Regions from separate parts of the Homo sapiens genome. Here region 2 is linked to region 1. Evidence: read pairs that join two places in POLR2A ChIA-PET (ENCODE). Cell type or tissue: A673. All regions are shown on one strand. Each heading gives the region's core, and the rest is flanking DNA. Links, peaks and the distances in the headings are about the cores only.

The links. Peaks named below come from ENCODE experiments on the same cell type or tissue, not always from the same donor. Only the 100,000 strongest peaks of a DNase experiment are listed, where the experiment ranks them.
Region 2: POLR2A ChIA-PET joins it to region 1 with 8 read pairs; 3 of 35 experiments call an interaction of 5 or more read pairs at or near these places.

Annotation. Positions count from the first base shown.
Region 1 is chr1:154,738,923-154,748,652 of GRCh38, forward strand. All of the region lies in intron 3 of KCNN3 (potassium calcium-activated channel subfamily N member 3), which reads right to left. Among named protein-coding and RNA genes, the nearest start is that of KCNN3, 130 kb to the right of the region's middle. RefSeq lists enhancers at 2,692-3,192, 9,371-9,580. In A673, for the core only: no CTCF peak of the experiment used is centred there; no DNase peak of the experiment used is centred there.
Region 2 is chr1:154,809,787-154,819,516 of GRCh38, forward strand. The region is part of intron 2 of KCNN3 (potassium calcium-activated channel subfamily N member 3); the gene reads right to left. Among named protein-coding and RNA genes, the nearest start is that of KCNN3, 56 kb to the right of the region's middle. RefSeq lists enhancers at 3,129-3,788, 3,789-4,446. In A673, for the core only: no CTCF peak of the experiment used is centred there; a DNase peak (open chromatin) is centred at 3,615.

The DNA.
Region 1 (9,730 bases), core at 1,841-6,840:
TGCTTTAACCAAAATTATGATGTAATTATAAAAGGAAGATGAAGGGAGAGGAAGAGTTGGAGGAGAGGAAAGGGAGCTAAATTTTCATCTCCCAGAGTGGGAAGGGAATAGATAATACCTAAATAAACCAAAGCATCAAAAGGTAGCAATACACACATATTACTTACAGACATGGAGGTAAATACTAAAATTAATTAGCAAAAGAAGGTAAAAGTAGCTGCCTCTGGAGAACAGTAAATGGGAAGAGCTGGTGGAAGACAGCAAATACCACGGAAGGATTGACTCTACAGTGTATGCACATGTAACTTTGATCATATCAACAGAACACCAAACCAAAGAGAAAAAACAAAACTACATGCAACATTAAATGACATCAAGAAACACAGAAAGAAAATAAGCACCATGAACTCACCATCCAGCTCCAACCTGTGGGATCTACTTGTATGTTCTCTCCATTCTTAGTGCCCCCCACCCCAGGATCATCATTACCCTGAATGTCATGTTTATCATTTCCTCGTTTTTCTTCATAGTGCTTCCATGTAGGCAGGATTACCTAAGCAATATGTAATTTCATTTTTCCTATTTCCGACCTTCATAAGGATGAAATCATACCACAAGAGTATGGTAGGAAGCTTCTAAAATGACCTCGATATCCCCCCTCCTCTTGAGGTCTTCACACACTTTTGCAATCCTTTCCTTTTGAGTGTGGGCTGGACCAAGTAACTGGTTTCTAACACATAGAGTATGGCAGAAGTGATAGACTTTCATTTCTGAAGTTAGGTTATGGTAAGATCATGGCTTCTGTCTTGGGTGATCTCTCACTAGTTATCTTTTGGATCACTCTCCCTGGGAGAATCCACAGGCCATGTCGGGAGGCAAGCCCGTGGAGTGCCACATGGCAAGGGACACAGCCTGCCAACCACCACATGAGTAGCTTAGAAGCAGGTGTTCTTTAAGTCAAGCCTTGAGGTGAGACCACAGCCCTGGCTGACAGCCTGACAATCTCATGAGAGAACTTGAGGCAGAGGTACCCATTTAAGCTGCACCTGAATTCCTGACCCACAGCAACCCTGAGATGGTAAATGTCTGCTGTTTTTAGCTGCTAAATTTTGGAGCAAGTTGTTATGTAGCAACAGATAACTAATACAGTGAACTCTTCTATGAATTGCTTCTTTTCTGTTCAACATATATATTATATTGACATATGTAGCTATAGTCTATTTTTATTCCTGTATTGTATTTCATCATATGAATATGGCATGATTTATTTATTCATTCACCTGTTGATGGACAGTGGGATAGCTTACGGGTTTTTCCTCTAATGAGAAATACTGCTACAAACATTATTTTTTATTGACTTATTGTTATTGTATTTTTAGAGACAGGGTCTTACTCTGTTGCCCAGGCTGGACTGCAGTGGCACAATCATAGCTTACTGTAGCCTCAAACTCCTGGGCTCAAGAGATTCTCCTGCCTTGACCTCCTGAAATGTTGGGATTACAGGCATGAGCCACCTCACCCAGCCCAAACATTCTTAATCATAGCTCCTGGTACACTGCATAAGAGTTTCTCTAGGACACATACCTAAGACTGGGTTTGCTGGTTTGTAGGATATGTACATATTTCACTTCATTAGGAAATGTCAAGTTGTTTTCTAAGATGCCAGTGCCAATTAGGCTTCCACCAGAGGTGGATAAGAGTTCCTGTTTCTCCATATCCTCATTAACACTTGCCATTGTCTGACTTTAATCTCTGCCACACTAGTGGGTGAATTGGGATCTCATCAAGACTTGACTTTACGTTTCCATGATAAAAGCTTAAGTAGCCTTTCATATGTTTCTTTGTCATTCATACTTTCTCTTCTGTGGCGTGTCATTCATGACTTTTGTCCACTTTTCTATTGGCTTGTTTTTGTTTTTTCTCATTGATTCTAAAAGTTATTTATATATTCTAGATAATAAGAATTTTGTCAGTTTGTGTGTTGCAAATATCTTCTTCCAGTGTGTGCCTTGCCTTTTTCTCTACAGTATTTTTGATGAATAGAAGTTTTAAATTTTACTGTAGGTGACTTTATCATCCTTTAATTTATAATTAGCAGTTATTTGGTTTTTGCAGAAATCATTCCCTCCCTGAGATTGTAACATTTTTACATATTTTAAAATGTTGCCTTTCTAAGTCTTCAATTTGCCTGGAATTGATTTTGCATATGGTGTGAGGCAGGGATACAACTTCATTTTTTTCACATGGGTAAGCAATTATCTCAGTTTCACTTAATGTGCAGACCATCCTTTCTCCTACTAGCTTTCAATGCTCCCTCTGTCTCATAAATTATATGTGGAAGTGGTACTATTTCTTGGTTCTCTATTCTGTTCCATTGGTCTATTTGTCTAACCCTGAAGTTATATTACAGTATTCTCTGTAGCCTTTCCTTGGTACCTTCTGAGGGTCTAGCACATAATAGGGGCTCACTAAAATACTTGTGGACTGACTAAGGCCTGCATGCTGCTTTTCCTGTCCCTCTACAAAAGTGAGGCTTGCTTCAGTAATTCAGTGAATCATGTTAAAATGATTTCAGCTGTTCTCTTCAGCAGATTAAACCTTTGTCAAGGTGGCTGCCAAATTCCTTGAGCTTGGAGTCAGTTCTCACTATTAATAAGAACTCAGCTTCATGACACTAGCTGTGATCTGTTACAGCACTAGGGTGACAGAAAATAAGCCAAAGTGAAATGACTGCCTCTTCTTCCTTATTCTCCAAAAGAATTTGAATACTTTTTAAAACTAGTTTTGTAAAAAAAAAAAAAAAAGGATTCTTTTCACATGGATCTACATGATATGACGGCTCTAGCCATTTGTCCTGGGTCTGATTTGTTTGTTGGAAATTTGCAGGCATTGAGCCAGATCCTCTGCAGAACTCCAAAGCAGCCAAATGGACTGCTTCGTCCTTGCCTTCCGGTCAATCTTCAGAGTCACACAGTCAGACCTGCCCACTGAGCTGTGAACCCTGTGCTTGCGAATTTCTCCAATGAGGAAGCCAACAACACGTACCTGGCTTGGCCCCCTGGCGGCCTCTGACCCCACCGGTGCCTCTCTCCTCGGAACACTGCCCTCCTCTGGCATCTGCAGCGGCTCACTGGCCTGCTTTCCTCCCGCCTTCGACTGTGCCTCCTTGGCTTCATGCTCTGACCACCGCTTCAGGGTTGCTGTGCTCCAAGCTTGCCTTGCACACATGGCTCTCTTGCTCCTGTCACTCCTGCCCTGTCCTCCCTGATGCCTTCTAACTGGCCCTTCAGGACCCACTTCAAATCCCATCCTGACCCACCCAGCCAACCCCAGCTCTTTGCCTGTGTCTCCCACACGTGGCATCAGCACCATCCACCTACTGCCCACACACTGGCTTGCAGAAAGGCCGCAAAGCTGGCTGGGGTATAGCTGAACCTACAGGTTCCAGGGCCAGAACACCTATGTTTGAATCCGGGCTTTGCACCTTAATGTCTGCATGAACTTATCCTCAGTCTTCCCACCTGTAAAAGAGGATAATACTTGTACCACCTCACAGAGAGTTACTGTGAGGGTTAAAGGAGCTGATATGTCTAAAATGATTAGAGCAGTGCCGGGCACATAGGTGCACTAAAAAAAAGTGCTATTTTCATCTCGTGTGTCTATGGTTAGCCTTGGCATAGCAGAAAGAACACAAGATCTGGAGCCCAGAGACTGCCTTTCATGCCAAATGGCTCTGTGACCTTGAGCAGATCACTCCACGGACTCAGGGCCTGCTGCTTCTTCGGGGAAGCAGGGTGTAATGATGCCGTCCTGCCTGCCTCGCGAGGCCGCGGTGAGGAGTGAATGTGCACGGGCTCCATCAGCCTTCAGCAAGTGATACAGATAGAGGTATGTCACAGCCTCTGCAGGAGCCTCTCACCTGGGGCTTCGTCCTAGTGACAAGGGCAGCTGCACGGATGTGGAGAAAGAACAGGCAGCAGATGCTGCTGTGTAGGAAAACAGAAACTCCTCCCAGCTTCTCCTTTTAATCTTCGCTGTTCTTCTGGGTGGCTGCAGCCCCTTCTCTTCATTTGGTGACTTGCAGCTTAAACCCCTTATCTCCATCAAATTCTGTCACCTCTGCTTTCAAAATATCTCCAGAATCGGAGCGCCTGTCATCCCTGGTCTGTGGCCACCCTGGACCAGCCCCACCCTCTCACCTTGTCCAGCCCCACCCTCTCACCTGGACCAGCCCCATCCTCTCACCTGGACCAGCCCCACTCTCTTACCTGCTCCAGTCCCATCCTCTTACCTGCTCCAGCCCCACCCTCTCACCTGGATCAGCACCGCCCTCTCACCTGGACCACTGCAGTAGTTGCCTCACTGGCCTCCCTGCTTCTGCCTGGGCGACGCTTGCCTCAGGCTAGTCCTGTTACAGTAGTCAGAGAGGCCCTCTAAAAAAAGTAAGACAAAAGTTCCTGTATCCCTCAGAAAAAAAGCCGAAGTCCCCTGGGGCCCCCAACCTGGGGGCCTCTCTGAGCCCATCTCACCTTCGCCCATTGGCCCTGCCACCTGGGGTTTCTGCAGCTCCTTCACCCAGCCAGCTTTACTCCTGCCTCAGAGCCCCTCACCTGCTGTTCTTTTCAGAGATGGCCCTGACTTACAATGGTGCCACTTTACAATGGTGCAAAAGCAATACACAGTCGGTGGAAAGCGTACTTCAAATTCTGAATGTTGATCTTTTCCTAGGGATCTGTGATGCAATTCTCTCTCCTGATGCTGGGCAGCTCGCAGTTAACCAGGTGATCATGAGTACTCTACAAGGTCCTCTACAGGGCACTGTGCTGCCGGGTGATTTTGCTCAGCGGCAGGCTGACATAAGTGTTCCCAGCACGTTTAAGGTAGGCTGGGCTAAGCTATGATGCTCAGTAGGTTAGGTACGTTCAGTGCATTTTCAACTTATGATATTTTCCACTTACTGTGGGTTTATTGTGAAGTAATCCCATCATAAGTCACGGGACATCTCTACTTAGAAGGCTCTTATCCCAGATAATTTCAGGCCTTTGCACAAATGTCAGCTTCTCAGTAAGGTGTTACCCGCCCACCCTGTCTCCAAGTGCACTACTGCCCCACACCCAGCAGGCCAGCTTCTCCCGAGTCATTCTTCTCCACAGCGCTTATCACCACCTGACATAATAGATATGTGGCCTATTTTTGTATTTATTGACTGACAACCCCTATTACAATATAAGGTTCATGGAGGAAAGGACTTTTTCTGTTTTCTTTACTGCTGTATCCCTAGTACTCAATAAATACTTGTCCAATGAATGAATGAATGAATGAATGGCTCCACTTCGTCTTTCTCACAAGCCAGTGGGACAAGACCAGCAGGATAAGAGCTGTTACCTGATTTTACAGTGAATCAGTGCAAAGCTCCAGTGCGTAACTGACCTAACTAACTTCTCACAGCAACTAAGCGAAAAGACTGGGACTGAAACCTGTATTTTTTCGGCTGCTAAAGATGGCAATTGTAGTGAGCTGGGCACAGGGTGGGGCGTGGAGGCAGCACCCGTGTGCCTGGGCAGGAACCATTCTAGCTTGGCAAAATACCCGCTCAGCCACTGCCAGTAGGTGATGGCCGGGAGGCTCTGTATGTGACTGGCATTCGAAGCTATTAGAAGCCTGAATTAGAAGCTATTATGAAAGGAAAGAGACTTTCATGGAGTCCTGGGTTTTATTCCCATTCCCAGCTCTGCCTTTGTCCAGGTCCCCAATATAATCAACTTCTAATTATCAAGTACCTTCAGCATGCTAGGGCATGTGATTCCAGCTTTATGGAGAAAATGGGGTGAAATCATCATTTCTTAAGGGTATTATGAGTTCCTTTAGTTTAGGAGCATTTCAGAAATGCTTGAGGCGTGTGAAAGAATCCCATTGAAATTCAAAGGCAGCTGAGGAATAAATGGCCTAGGGTGACTTCAGGGCTATTACTGCTTGTGCCAGTGGGTGAATTCACATTAAGGCAAAAAAAAAAAAAAAATAGTTCGTTCTTTTCTCAAAAACAATTTCCCTTATAAACATCTTAAAATGTAAAATAAATGGCTTTGAAGACTCAGGGCTGATCACAAGCCTATCAAACCACGTGCCCAGGACACCACATGCATGTATAAAGCCACCCCTCCATCCACTTCACCTCTGTGTCCTATTTTTCAAGAGTTGGCTTTGAATTTAGGAAAATAACGACGTTTTCCTCTACCAGGTAATTCAAGGTAACAGCCCTGGATCTTTCCAAGGCAACTCTAAATCTAGTCTTTTATTTCCAGCCCTAAGAACTAACAGCATGGTGCAAGGCCTCCAGTTATTTTTAAAAGGAGAGAAAACCAGCACCACCAGAGCACAATGGCTCCAACAAACAAATGCGACTTGCCGCCAAACAACCACAGCTTGTTCTTGCTCTGTGAAAACGAGAGTTTGGTTGGTGTGGCTTTTTCTCACCGAGGTGGTGGCATCTCTGTCTCCATTAGTGGTTTCCTGTAGAAGCTTCTGAGAAACTCTGGAAGAGGTGGGACAGCTGGCTGGTGTCACACAGCTGGATGCAACCTCTGCAGGCCTCAGCGGGGAAGCTTCAACACCAGCACTGGCCAAGCTTTTCTTGGAGTGTGTTTCTCTTCTCTTGGGTCTCTTGGTCTTGCTCAACTTCTCCACCTTGCAAATGGATGCACCATTTGAGGGAAGCCAGCTGCCATTCCTTCCACAGTCCATTTTCTTCTTAGAGGGAAGCACTGTCAACCTCTTTGAAATTAAAAACCAGATGGCTCATCTGGCAAATCCTTCTGAGTCAGTTTCTCAATTTGCAATGTTTTCTTTCTTCTTATTAAAAAAATATTTCCATGTTTCCTGATTTGGAAATGTTTAATAAAATGCATGAAAATGGAGAAAAATAATATGCTTGGAAGAAGCACTGTTCCCATGGGAAGCATGTCTTCCACGGTATCTGGAGATGGCGTGGCAGAGATGGCATGGGCAGAGAGTCCAACAGACGGGGGTTTGGATCCCAGCCCTGCCACCTGTTAGCTGTGTGGCCTAGGGAAGGCGCTTACCTCTCTGTGTCTTGGGCTTCACTTCTGTAAAATGAAGCAGTAAAACCTTGCACGGGACTAGTGAAAAATATAAAACTCTGCATAGTGCCTGACACAAATTTTGGAACTTAGTAAATGAGTTCATTTGGTCAGCAATAGGAATGAGCCCCCTCCTGTGTGCCTGGCTTGGTGCCTACTTGGGAACTTAGAGTTCTAGGAAGAAGGCAGACACCAAGCAACACCAAGGCAAAAAAGGGCCGCGTTACAATGGAGACAAGTGATGCCAAGTTGGGGCACGGGGCCACTGCGCAGGGGACACACGGCTATCTCAGAGGAGCAGGTATGGGTTGGGATGACAGTGCTGCGGGTGGAGTGGCAGGCTCAGGAGAAGGCTGAGGTGAGTTGGAGGGAGAAGCAGGGCGGGGAAAGAACTCTGAGCATCTTCTCAAAGTTGCCAGTGCTGGGGTTTAATAAGCAGAACCCCGTGAACTCACAGGCACAGCTGGCCTGCACTGTTACTCTTGCCCCAAACCCCTCCATCTTCTTCCTCCTTCTCCTCTATTTTTCCTGCCTTTGCCCCTCTCTGTTCTTTCTTCTTCTCTTTCATGCTTCTTTTTCTTTTTTTCTCCTTTGAAGCACTGTCTCCACCTCCCTCTCATCTCTCCTCTCTTGTTTTCCCTTTCACTTGTTCAGTCTCTCTCCCACCCTCCCCTGTGAGGACCCACAGAGGAAGCTCTGCCCTAGAGGGAAAGGGTTTCTGCCTCCAAGGAGCTGGCTATCCCTTGGGGACATCAGTCTTTGTTTGCTTCAGGTTGATTTTGCTTAATCAGCAAACTTGCATTTTGCACCCACTGGGTGGCCAGATACAGATGGCATCAAATGTCACCAGGCAGAATCCTGTGCTGTAAAGTGGGGAGGGTAACATCTGGAGTAGGTGCATGGGTCCCCCCAACGTGGGACATCTCTGGAGGGGTGGCAGGTAAACTAAGCTCAACCGATCCCCAACTCTGCTCATTACCTGCCCTCTCCCTGCTGCCCAGGTCCCCTGCAACCCCGGCCCTCTTCCTCCTGCACCTCCTATTCGTGGGCAGTCCCACCAGCTATCCAGCCAGCCACACTAGGACACCAGACACTGTTCCTGAGCTTCCTCCCCATCACTCCACATCCAGTGAGTCAGTCCGGTGGAGGTTGGCTCCTCTAGCTCTCTCAAAACTGCCCTTGCTCTTCATCCCAGCCACCACTGTACCCAGGGGTGGTGGGGGCAGCATTCTGTTACTACAGCAGCCTCCCCAGCTGGTGTCCCGTCTTCCCCTCAAATCCCCCTTCCACACTGCAGCCAGGGAAATCTTTCTGAAACTCCAGACCCTCCCCTGCTCCCAATCTACCAGTGGCTCCCCCTCTCCTAGGTGTGGGAAGAGGAGAGGGGACGTTCTCAGCCTCTGCACAGCGACACACTGGGGCAGACAAACAGTCTCTCTGGGGCTAATAGTAGTTGAAGGATTGACATTTGTGAACGATTTATTTTTTTTGTTATGGCAGTTTCAAGGCTATCCTGTGATAATATCACTCTCGCTATCTGGTACTCTGATTTGCTTTCTTCAGTGGAAAGGAAGGGCCGGGACTCCAGCTAGCCTGATGGAAATGATTTATAACCTGGGGCACACCCACAGCAGAAGTCGGCTGTCTGAATATCATCTCTCCTGCATCGCTGGAATCAAAGAAACAAGTACATAAATAAGGTTGGAAACTGTTGGCTGATAGAAGAGTCATTCCAAAATCCTTAGGCTGGTGAAAAAGGCCCGTGCCTGCTCCTGTAGCGTTGAGTGCACTGCCGCATCTTATGACACCCCAGCAAGCAACTGCTTATTCTCTCCTCCAATCCATGCTCCCCCACCTCCGAGCTTCCCTCATGCTGGCCCCTCTGCCCGGAGGCCCCTTAGGCCTAGGAAATCACCTCCTCCGGAAAGCCGTCCCGGATCAAGTGCCCTCTGTGGAGCCCCTTCTTCCCCATTCTCCCTCACTTCTCACCACCGGCTCTTGGCCATCTCCACCCCCAGCACCAGCCTCCATTGGTTGGTTGGTTTGTCGGTCGGCAGGTGCTGAGAAAGCTGGTCAGAGCTACTGAAGGAAGCTGTGAATGAACAAGGACTTAGGGGAAAGTGACGTTTAAACCTGGTCTCATCTCACTCCCTGCTGTGGGCCTCTGCTTTCTGTTTAAAGCCATTCTGGGTCTCTGCTTGCTCTCACAGCTGCTGTCTGTCTGTGGTTTTCATTGAGCTCCACCCGCCCGGGGCCCTCAGTCTGCCGCCCGCGCCTGCAAGCTTTCTCTCTCCTGGTTGAGCCTTTCCCGACATCTGCCATCAGTCACAGAGCGTGACTTGGAAGCAAAGGGGCTTCACAGTTCATCGTTTTTTATATACAGAGAGAAGAACAACAGTAGTTGGGATTCTTGCAAAATACTTCCTCAAAGATCTTAGAGATGATCTACTTCTCATTTCATTTTATTTCTGGGGCTATCTCTGTGTGGTAGGTAAGACTGGATGCTAATCTTATTTGAAGAGATAACAATAATCACTATCATTTCTCAAGTGCCAATCACGTGCCATGTGGGCCAAAGCTTTATGCGCATTACTGAATTTAATCCTCAAAAAACAAGACTCATAACTGTCACT
Region 2 (9,730 bases), core at 1,552-6,551, 71 kb after region 1:
GCAGAGGGTGGGGAGCTGCTTAGCAGCTCATGAGAAGACAGAGGGGTTTTAGTAAATATTCAATTCAATATAAACTAACAGGCTACCATGAAAGCTAAAAGTCACTGGCTGTCTTTGGCTGCAGTAACAAAGTGAGAAAGCAGGTCGGTGCCTTCTGTACTGACCTGATCCCAGTGGTGTGTAAGGGTCAGTGTGTCACCAGATCCCTGGGCTGCTGTGGACCAAGCAGATCCTGTTCAGAGTAGCAAGATCAGGGTGGAAACAGGATTATTGACATGATTATGGCAGGGAAGTGGGGGCATTTAATCTAGGGAAGTCCTGGGTCCAGCTTAGGGGAGTTTGGGTGGAAGGCTGCTGGCACCTTACCATAGGAACGGGCAGAAGGAGGGGAGAATATGGGCGGGGAAACAGGAAGAGCTGCTGAAGCCTGACTCACCCAGGCCACTGGCAGCCCAAGGCACAGTGTCTAAGGGAAAGACCAGACTCAGCCCAGGCAGATGATGGCTTGGGGTTAGAGGCAGGTCTGATCCTGAGGGCCTGGGGACTATCAGGGACACTGTGACTCCAGGCGAGCAGAAGTAGAAGTCAGCCCCTCAGAAGGCAGGGAGGCAAGAAAGAACAAGACCCAGTATGGGGCTCAGTGAGGCTTCAAGGAAGACCCTAGCCTTCCTTGGGATCAGAAGGCAAGGCAGAGAAACTGAAGCGGGTCCCAGTTCTGATGGCTGGGCAGGTTACCCTGAGATGGCTGCCCTTCTACCTCCCCAAGGGTGCTGGGCCTCATCCTTGAGGCAAGCCTTGGACCCAAGGGGAGGACAATAGGGAAACCAGGAGAAGGAAGGGATTTTAATAGGCAGAGGAGCCACCACAAGGCACAGCCAAGGTGGGGGTGTGGCTGGGATGAGGGCCTCCAGAGCTGCTGCAAGGTTGGACCAACACTGGGTTACTGTTCAGCCCTAGGCTTCCTAATATTCACCCTTGTTGGAGGGAAGTCCCCATGACTCAGCCCACCTTCTAGGCTGCTTCTAGCCATTGTAGGAACCAGGGGTAGAAGAGTTAATTTGAGGACGGGCCTCTCTCCCCCAGGCAGGGCAACCTGGCTAGCTTTGGAGATGGTCAACTCAAACAGTTGACCTCAAAACCCTCTGCCCTCACCAGCCACATGACTGTGGACACATCTCTTACCTTCTCTGCTTCAGTTGCTTTATCTATAAAGGGGGTATGAATACAGAGCCTAACTACGGGACTGTCGCCAAGAATCACTGAGATGATAAAGTAAAGGCACAGTCTCCAGCACACAAGAGATCAACAGATGGAGGCGACACTATTACCACCTGTGGGATTACCAACCACTTCCCCAATCGAAACTTGGAATCAGAACCCCGGCCCGTGACGTTAGGGCGATGGGACAGGGTAAAGGTAAGTTTAGGGGCTGACAAAGTGGGAGATGCTTGTGGAGATGATGTGCGAAGAGAGCTCACCACAAGCCTTGGTGGAGGCACACAAGGCCACACAGAAAATGACAAAAGTCAGTTCTGGAGATGGATGGTGGTGACAAATATACAATAATAAGGATACAAATATATATATAAGAATATAATTAGACAATTAACGTCACTGAACCATATACTTAAAAATGGTTAAAATGCTAAATTATAGGTTATGTATATTTTACCACAAGTTTAAAAAGTGTTTTAAATGAACAAGTCTCAACTTGGACCCAGGTCTACGGACCGCAGGCTCAGTGTCTCTCCCACCATCATGCTAACAGGACAGGTTTGTATGGGAGATGCCTTTGGAGGAAACAAAACTGCTCAATTGAATTGCATCGAATTCTTTAATTCAAAGGTAAATCGGGGCAGTTCATCTCTTTTCCTCGTCCAATTGTTGGGTTTTGGAGAATTTGAGCAGTGGTGATTTTGCCATTTTTTCTCTTAAAAACAGGAAAATGTCATTTTACTAGATTTGTACTCAACAGGAAACTAGAATTATCAGAATTTTCTTGATAGCACAATGCAACAACACTTGTATAGAAGCCTCCAAACACTAAAGATTCAACAGTGCCTTCCAACTTTACAAATTCTCAGAGAGTCAATGATCCTTACCCCAGGAGTCACTGAGTCCTACTATGCACAGTGCTCTTCGTTAGGCACAGCAGGGGTGGCTGCAGGGATGATTGGGAAGACGCTGGCCTCCCTGAGCTTAATTGAGTGCCATGTTTCTTAATAAGAGTGTGCACTGGCCCCCCTGCGGTGCTGTCAAAACACACATTCCCAGGCAGTGGGGTTCACCTGCCTATGCAGGACCCAGATATGACACGGGGGATCTGAGGCACACCCCTGATTGAGAACCGCTGCCACGGGGGAAATGATCATCATTGAAAAATGGTAACAACAAAACCAAATAGAACGGATTAACTTTGAAAAAGTCAGGGATGACACACCTTGGCACTCTCAGAGAAACAGAATATTCTTTTTTTTTCTTTTTTTTTATACTTTAAGTTTTAGGGTACATGTGCACAACGTGCAGGTTTGTTACATATGTATACATGTGCCATGTTGGTGTGCTGCACCCATTAACTCGTCATTTACATTAGGTATATCTCCTAACGCTATCCCTCCCCCATCCCCCCACCCCACAACAGGCCCCGGTGTGTGATGTTCCCCTTCCTGTGTCCATGTGTTCTCATTGTTCAATCCCACCTGTGAGTGAGAACATGCGGTGTTTGGTTTTTTGTCCTTGCGATAGTTTGCTGAGAATGATGGAGAAACAGAATATTCTATTAAGCTGAGCACTTGTTCCCCATGACTTTGGAGAAGTGGGAGTGCGCGTTCATGGAAGGAGTTTGGAATGGATTGTTAAGGCAGGGGACTTGGCCACTTACTCTATTATCCTGAAAACTTTAAGCTGTCTGACCAGCTCCTGTGTGTAAGAGACTCAAGAGGAGTCACCTTTAAACTTTAAGATGTTGGAGCCAAAGAGCTGTCTTTATTATTGTTTTCTATGTCAAGTTTGAGGCTGTGTTTAGGGGACAGCCAGCTCTGTGACTGGGCAGAGGCAAGGCTATTAAGAGAAGGGACAGAAGTTGTTCGGACAGTCCCACAAAGGGCCTCCTGAACACAAACCAGGTCAGTCATTGTTACCAAAAACCGCTCACAGCCACTCTCCCGACATTTTCCTCTCCTTGTCAGGCAGTGCCCCTCAGACATGGAATTCTGGCTACAATCAGAGTTCTCAGAGATCCTCTGGCCTAATCTGCCCACTTTACAGACAACACAACTGAGATTGAGCTAGAACAAGTAGCTTGTCCAAGCTCACAAGTGATCAGCATCCCAGACAAACTGGCCCTGGCCTCTCGTCCCATGTAGAATGGGCAGAGGGTTGCTGGGGTGGGAGCCCCTTGGGCAGGGCAGTTGTTAGGCTGCTTTTTTTTTTTTTTTTTTTTTTTGAACATTTTCATTCTCTCAGCTGCCCATGCTGGGACTGTGATTTTTTGTATCCTGAGTTACACTGGAAGCTTCCTGAGAAGCGTGTCCACGGCCCCCTCACTTCACATGGCCTAGGGCGAGGACAAGTGTGTGGTTTCCAAGGTAACACATAGCTGGGTGGATTCAGCCTCCCGGGCCGCCTCCTCTTCCTGGGAGGCTTCATCTTAAGCCCGCAGGGGAGGAGGCGTGGGAGGCCAGGCGACGCACCGCCTTCCCATTCACAAACACGGACTCTTCCCGAAACCAGTCTCCCCTCTGTCCTCCTGCCAGGGTTCAAGGGCAGATGACCCCTCCCCACCCCGTCCTGAACTCCTGGAGCTAAGGAAGCTCCTGGAGGACTTGGCAAGAGGCGTTTGCCTGGAAGTCAACAGAACCCCAGCTGACGGGGAGGTCAAGCCTTAACATGCCCGGAGCAGGGCTTTTCACACCTGTTAATGGACACAGCACCACCCAGTGAGAGCATGATCCAGGATGACATTCCCCAGAGACAAAACAGAAAGTCAATACAGGCAGCCGAGAAACAAGCCTTGCTGCCACCACGAGCACACCCACCCCATCGGAGACGCCAGCCAGGGCCAGGGAGAGCAGCCGGGGGCCCTCACACCTGAGGGACAGGGAGCAGGGGCAGGAAAGCCCCCTCTGAGGCAGAAAGGGTTAAGCCCAAGTGTTTAAATGTTTAGCAAATAAAACCAAAATGTCACACAGAGACTGCCAGGGCTGGTGTAGTAACCATGGCAATCCATGGCCAGCGGCCGATCCAAGTGAAAAGGTGCTGGGATCGAGGTGGGCCTCCCAGAGAGTGGCAGGGAGGGCCATGGTGGGCATGGCCAGCTCACTGGGCAACCTGCTGGGACCCGCAGCCCCTTAGGATGCAGAAAGCACGGGCCAGATGCCAGGTCTGTGGGCTTCAGGTCAGGCTCTCAGCCTGTTAGAGGCTCTACTTTCTCCTTAGAATGAGGAGGGAGTAAATCTGCCATGCCTACCCCAGTTTTGTCATTCATTCATTCATTTATTCAGCCTACACTCATTGAATAGCACCTACTATGTGCTAGGCACTCTCATGCCTTTGGGGGTCCAACAGTGAAACCAATACAGTCCCCACTGCCATGGAGCCCACAGTCAGAGAAGGGAGTTGCAGGCAAGAAATAGTATTCACAACCAACATAAGACACGCAGGGACAAGTAAGAGCCGCTGCTATAAGAGCTGGTGCTAGGTCCACTCCTAGAAGGGGCACCCTGGGGTCAGGGAAGGGGGACGATGGCCAGAGAGAGTTCCTGGAGGAGGAAATATCTATGCTGAAACCTAAAAGGCAAAAAGGTGAAGGCGGCCAGGCCCAAGGCCTCATAGATGTGAAAACCCTCTAAAAAATACAAAGCGCTAGACAAGATGTGGCCACACCATCGTCTCTGAGGCGCTTGCTAATGTATCAGCTCTGAGCTTTCTGTCTTCAAAGTGTAGTCTGACGAGGATTTATTCCATGGTGTTCTGACTTCTCGGGCCCAGTTGGTGGTGTAGCTCCTCTCTCTATTTCTCCCTTTCTTTCTAGCCCCACTGTGCACAGCTGGGCCAGGCAGGAGGCCGAGGCCCAAAGAAGAGCAGCGCTCCAGTGAATCCCCATCACCAGTCGCTGTTCTCTGGAACACATTCCCCATTTTCAATTTCCCTTGTGTGCTGTGATCATCCAGGGGCACACTCATGAAAGTGGGACAGGAGAGGGATGTAAACCTGGCAGAGGAGGCCCCCATCTGGAATTTCCTTGTCAAGGTCTCCTCCCCTTCAGTACGAGTGGCCCGAGCTCCCTCCTTCCATCTGCTCATCACACCTGAGTTAAGGAGCTGACATGCTCAAACCTAGCCAGGCTGAGAAGTCTGTCTGGGGGTCTCAAGATCTCGGAGGTTCAATGAAGGTATTTCTAATTCATCAACCAACCAGCCAGAGACACCCTTAGGAAACCTCTACCAGGTGTCTGAAGAAGGATGGGGACTCTAGCCCCTACCTGGGGGGTTTGGGCAGCCTCCACCTCCCTTCGGAGGACAGGCACAGCTTCCTTCTCTTTTTTTTTCCTCTCCTGAAACGCTCTGGGCCAGCTTTGTCCTGAGCATACAAGGTCTCTGCTCCTGGCGAATGCAGGGCACAGCATCATCTCCGCGTGAAACCTGCCCAGCCTCTCTGGGAGAAATGCATCACTCCCTCCTCCGTGGCCACTTGGTGTTTCACAGACCCTCATATTATGGCACTTATGACCCTGGGTCACAGTGGATAAAGGTCTAGGACAAACCAATTTCCAAAGGCAGGAATCAGGTCTGCTTTATTTCTGGATTCTCAATGCCTAGCACAAAGTAGTCCTACAATAAATGTTTGTTGAATAAGTAAACGAATGAATGGACTCACCATTTTTATAGACTGTACTAGGGTTGGAAAATTTAGAGAGGTCAGTACGTGCTCTGCTATTATACCTTGTCTCTCAGTGCCAGGACACCTTACAGGTTACATTCAGGATGTGACTTGAGCCTGCTTTCTTTTACAGGGAGAAGGGAGGGTGAGGGCACAGAGCAAGACGCAACGTGAGTTGTCCTGTCTGTTCTTTCAGGGGAAGACACCACTAACTCATTTAGCGGTGGGACCCCAAAGCACCTGGGCCAGCAACACCTCCTGCATTACAGACACCCATGTCCCTGTGACAGCACATTACACGCACCCAGGAGGACACTCCCATCCACAGAGCAATTATGCCACAGGAAGTGAGGCTTCCTATAATTTATGTCCTGTAATTTCAAGTAATTTCCCTGTCTGCTCAGAACTCTATTGGTATTTAATGAAAATATCCACTTTTATATACCTAATAAATTAAAAGCCTCCCCTTTTTTTGGTCCCTTGTATTTCAAATTCATGAGGTTGAAGGCCCATAGTTTGTTACTACCGTTACGTTTCTGTTGAGTTTGAAAAAGACTGGAAACATCTGAGACCAACGCTAGATCTTGAGGGGATTGATATCCCCAGGCAAGAGTGGATCTCCACCCCATTGATCTGATTGATGCCTTTTACTTTGAATATGGCCAAGAACCACAATTTGAAATTAATGATCTCTGAAGCTCCCATTCTGGGACTGGATTATATGAACTCTGCCACTGCTCTGTATCCCATCCTGGGTCACAGTAGTCTCTTCAGTTTAATTCAATAAACATTCACTGACTACCTGCTACGTGCCCGGCATTGGCCTGGATGTAGGGACGGCACCTCCCATCCCTGCAACTTTATTAAGGATGCCAGGCTCTGCTCCACGCCTCCGGATGTGAATGTGTCTGCACCCCACCCCTTATTCCATGCCTGGGGCTCTGAGCCAGGCACTTCCTCCCAGGGGTACTGGATCCCTCCCATCCTCCCTTCCTCACTCCTGCCCCAGCTCTGGGCATCAACACCCCTCACCTGGCCCATGATGACGTGCTTCCCACTGTCCTCCTGCCTCTGAAATTGGCCTTTCCTATATTTGCATGCTGCAGATGAAGAGTGCTGTCTAAAATGTAAATCTGATCATCTCTGTCCCCAGCTTGAAACCTTCTCATAGTTTCTGCTGCTGCCTACAGGACATTCCAAAACCCTTCAGCAAGGCAAACAAGTCCCTACGGGTCCTTCCCACCCTCCATAGTGAACTTGCCCCTCTACCCAGGACCCTGTCCTTGAGACATTCCCAGTGTGCTCTGCAGTTCCCCATCTCAGAGCCTTTGTTTACTCTGAGACCTCTGTCTGGGGTATCCTTTCCACTCTGTCAGCCAGACAAACACATTCTTACTTAAGCTAAGGAGTTCTGCATATATTATCTAATTTAATCTGTACAATAACCCTTTCTGGTAGGTACTGGTTCCGGGTGGGTAGGCATATTCAAACCTACCCCCAAAGGCTGAGGAAGCTGAAAGGCTGAAGAAAGGGGCTGACATATCCAGTTTCTCAGAAAGAAGCATTTAATAGGGACTTATGAACAAAAGCCACAGTCTCTGGCAGCAGTAAGACAAGATGGTGGATCCTGCACCACGACCCCCTAGTCCCAGGGATTAAATACCAGAGGAAAGGGGTATATGTGCTTCAGAAGCAATTTGCCTAAGGGCAGGACTTACAGTAAACAGTAGATAAAGGAGAAATCTTAGAGGCTTTCCCGAAACTGGGTTAATCGGAAGTCAATATGGAGGATCAGCATCCAAGATGGAGTTGCTGTGGCCTCCACAGTATGGTTATTAGTCCTATTTTACAGAAAGGAAATAGACTAAGAAGGATTAAGTAACTTGCTAAAGGCCACCTACACACTAAATGTGACAAACAGCATGATTTGCGCCAAGCTGGGCTGCTCTGAAGTCTACATTCTCAGTAGAGAACGTTCCTCAAGCCTGGGTCATAACTGAGTTTTATGATTCTGCCTGCTAGCCTGCCTTCCAGGATGGCACCAGGGCCATTCATTAGAGCCATAGATTCACTCAAGGCTGATGACCCCTGGGAGAAGCAATGGTGAATTCTGAGTTTCTCATCTAGAGAACTGGGCTCCTGTCCTGGGCTCTGCACCTAGAAGAACATTATTAAATAGATGCTGAACCAATGACTGCACTTGGTGGGTCATCAAGGGCAAAGGAGGAGAGGATACTGGGGAGCAAGAGGAGTTCAGTGTTTTGTGTGTGGAGCCAGGGGCTGCCGGTGGCATGTAAAACGTGAGCCTGCAGCCTGGGGAGGGGATTAGCACGGTCTGAGAGCTGTTGGTGAGAGCTAAACCACAGAAGTAAATGGACTCTCCAAGGGAGAGCATGGTTTTCAGTCAGAGTTTTGGTAAATAAACAAAATGCATTGCTTCTTGTGTTTTCATTTCTCTCCCGGACACACTGGCCTGAGGAAAAGAGGTGCCTGAGTCTTTGAAAGGTCCGTGCTCCAAAACGCCAACAGAGAGGGAGACTGAGGAGAGATGGGGTGGGGTGCCATCTTCCAACAATGGAGGCTACCATGCGGGAAACCAACCCCTTCTTTTCCCTGCTCCAGAAGCAGAACCAGGCCAGGGGGCAAGTTCCAGGGAGGCTGCCTCTTCTCGGCAGAAGGGCGGGCTTTCTAAAGACATTGGTAGGGCAGCCTCTCCCAGGGGGGCCAGCAGCTCCGTCACAGTAGCACACACAGAGGCCCTGGGGTTCCTGCACTAGGTGGACACTACAGTTTAAACGTGTCCCCTCCAAAATTCAGATGTTGCCAATGTGGTAGTGCCAAGAGATGGGGCCTTTCAGAGATGTTGAGGCCATGAGGGCTCCTCCCTTGTGAATGGGATTGAGGCCTGTATCAAAGAGGCCCCATGCAGTGTTCAGTCCCTCAGCCTCCTGCCTTCCCTGCCTGAGGATGCAGCAACGTAGCGCCGTCTTGGAAGCAGAGAGCAGCCCTCACCAGACAACTGAAGCTGCTGGCACCCTAATCTTGGACTTCCCGATCTCCAGAACTGTGAGAAATACATTTATGTTCCTTATAAATTACCCAGCTTGGGTGAGAGTTACCCAACAGTGTTTTAGAATTCTTCTTCCTGAAAAACTCAAGCCATCTAAATGAACAAGTAAGAATACTGTTCTAAAAGGTACTCCCCCAGCCTCACATGTGTGCTGGGCAGGGCCTGGGTCCTGGGTGTGAGCTTCTGGGGCAAGGCTGGGGAAGACGGGGACATGATCATCTGGTCCCTGCTAAAATTTAGCTAGGTGATCAGGAACCACTGTGGATGAGGAAAGCTGTGAGCAGATTCCTAGCAAAGGTCCTGACATCACCCAAAGGGGAGATGCGGCAGCCACCCCCTGCCCTGCCTGCTTCGCAACAGGTGAGCAGCAGCTGGCCTTTGCCTGTGGAAGGGTGCTTGCTAAGCACTCCCCTCTGCATAACTTCATCAGTCACACTTGGGATAACTCCTTCCTCCACTCGCAGGAAGCAGGTTCCGCAGCTGGCTGAGCAGCCAGATCTAAATCAGAGAATTACAAGATTGGGGGGCTAAGTAATAGATGAGGAAACTGAGGCCCGAGACCAAAAAGCTAAGTCAAGGTACGACCAGCTTTGGAAAAGAGTTACCTTGAACTCAGCATGCTTTCCATTCAAAGAACGTGCTACAAACGTGCTATACTCTGCCGAGAAGAGTATACTGTCAGACACTATAAGTCTCTGGACATGCAAAGATTAATGCAAAGATAACTGTCCCTGAGGTAGGGAAGAAAGACACCCAACAGAAAACTACAATATGGCCCAG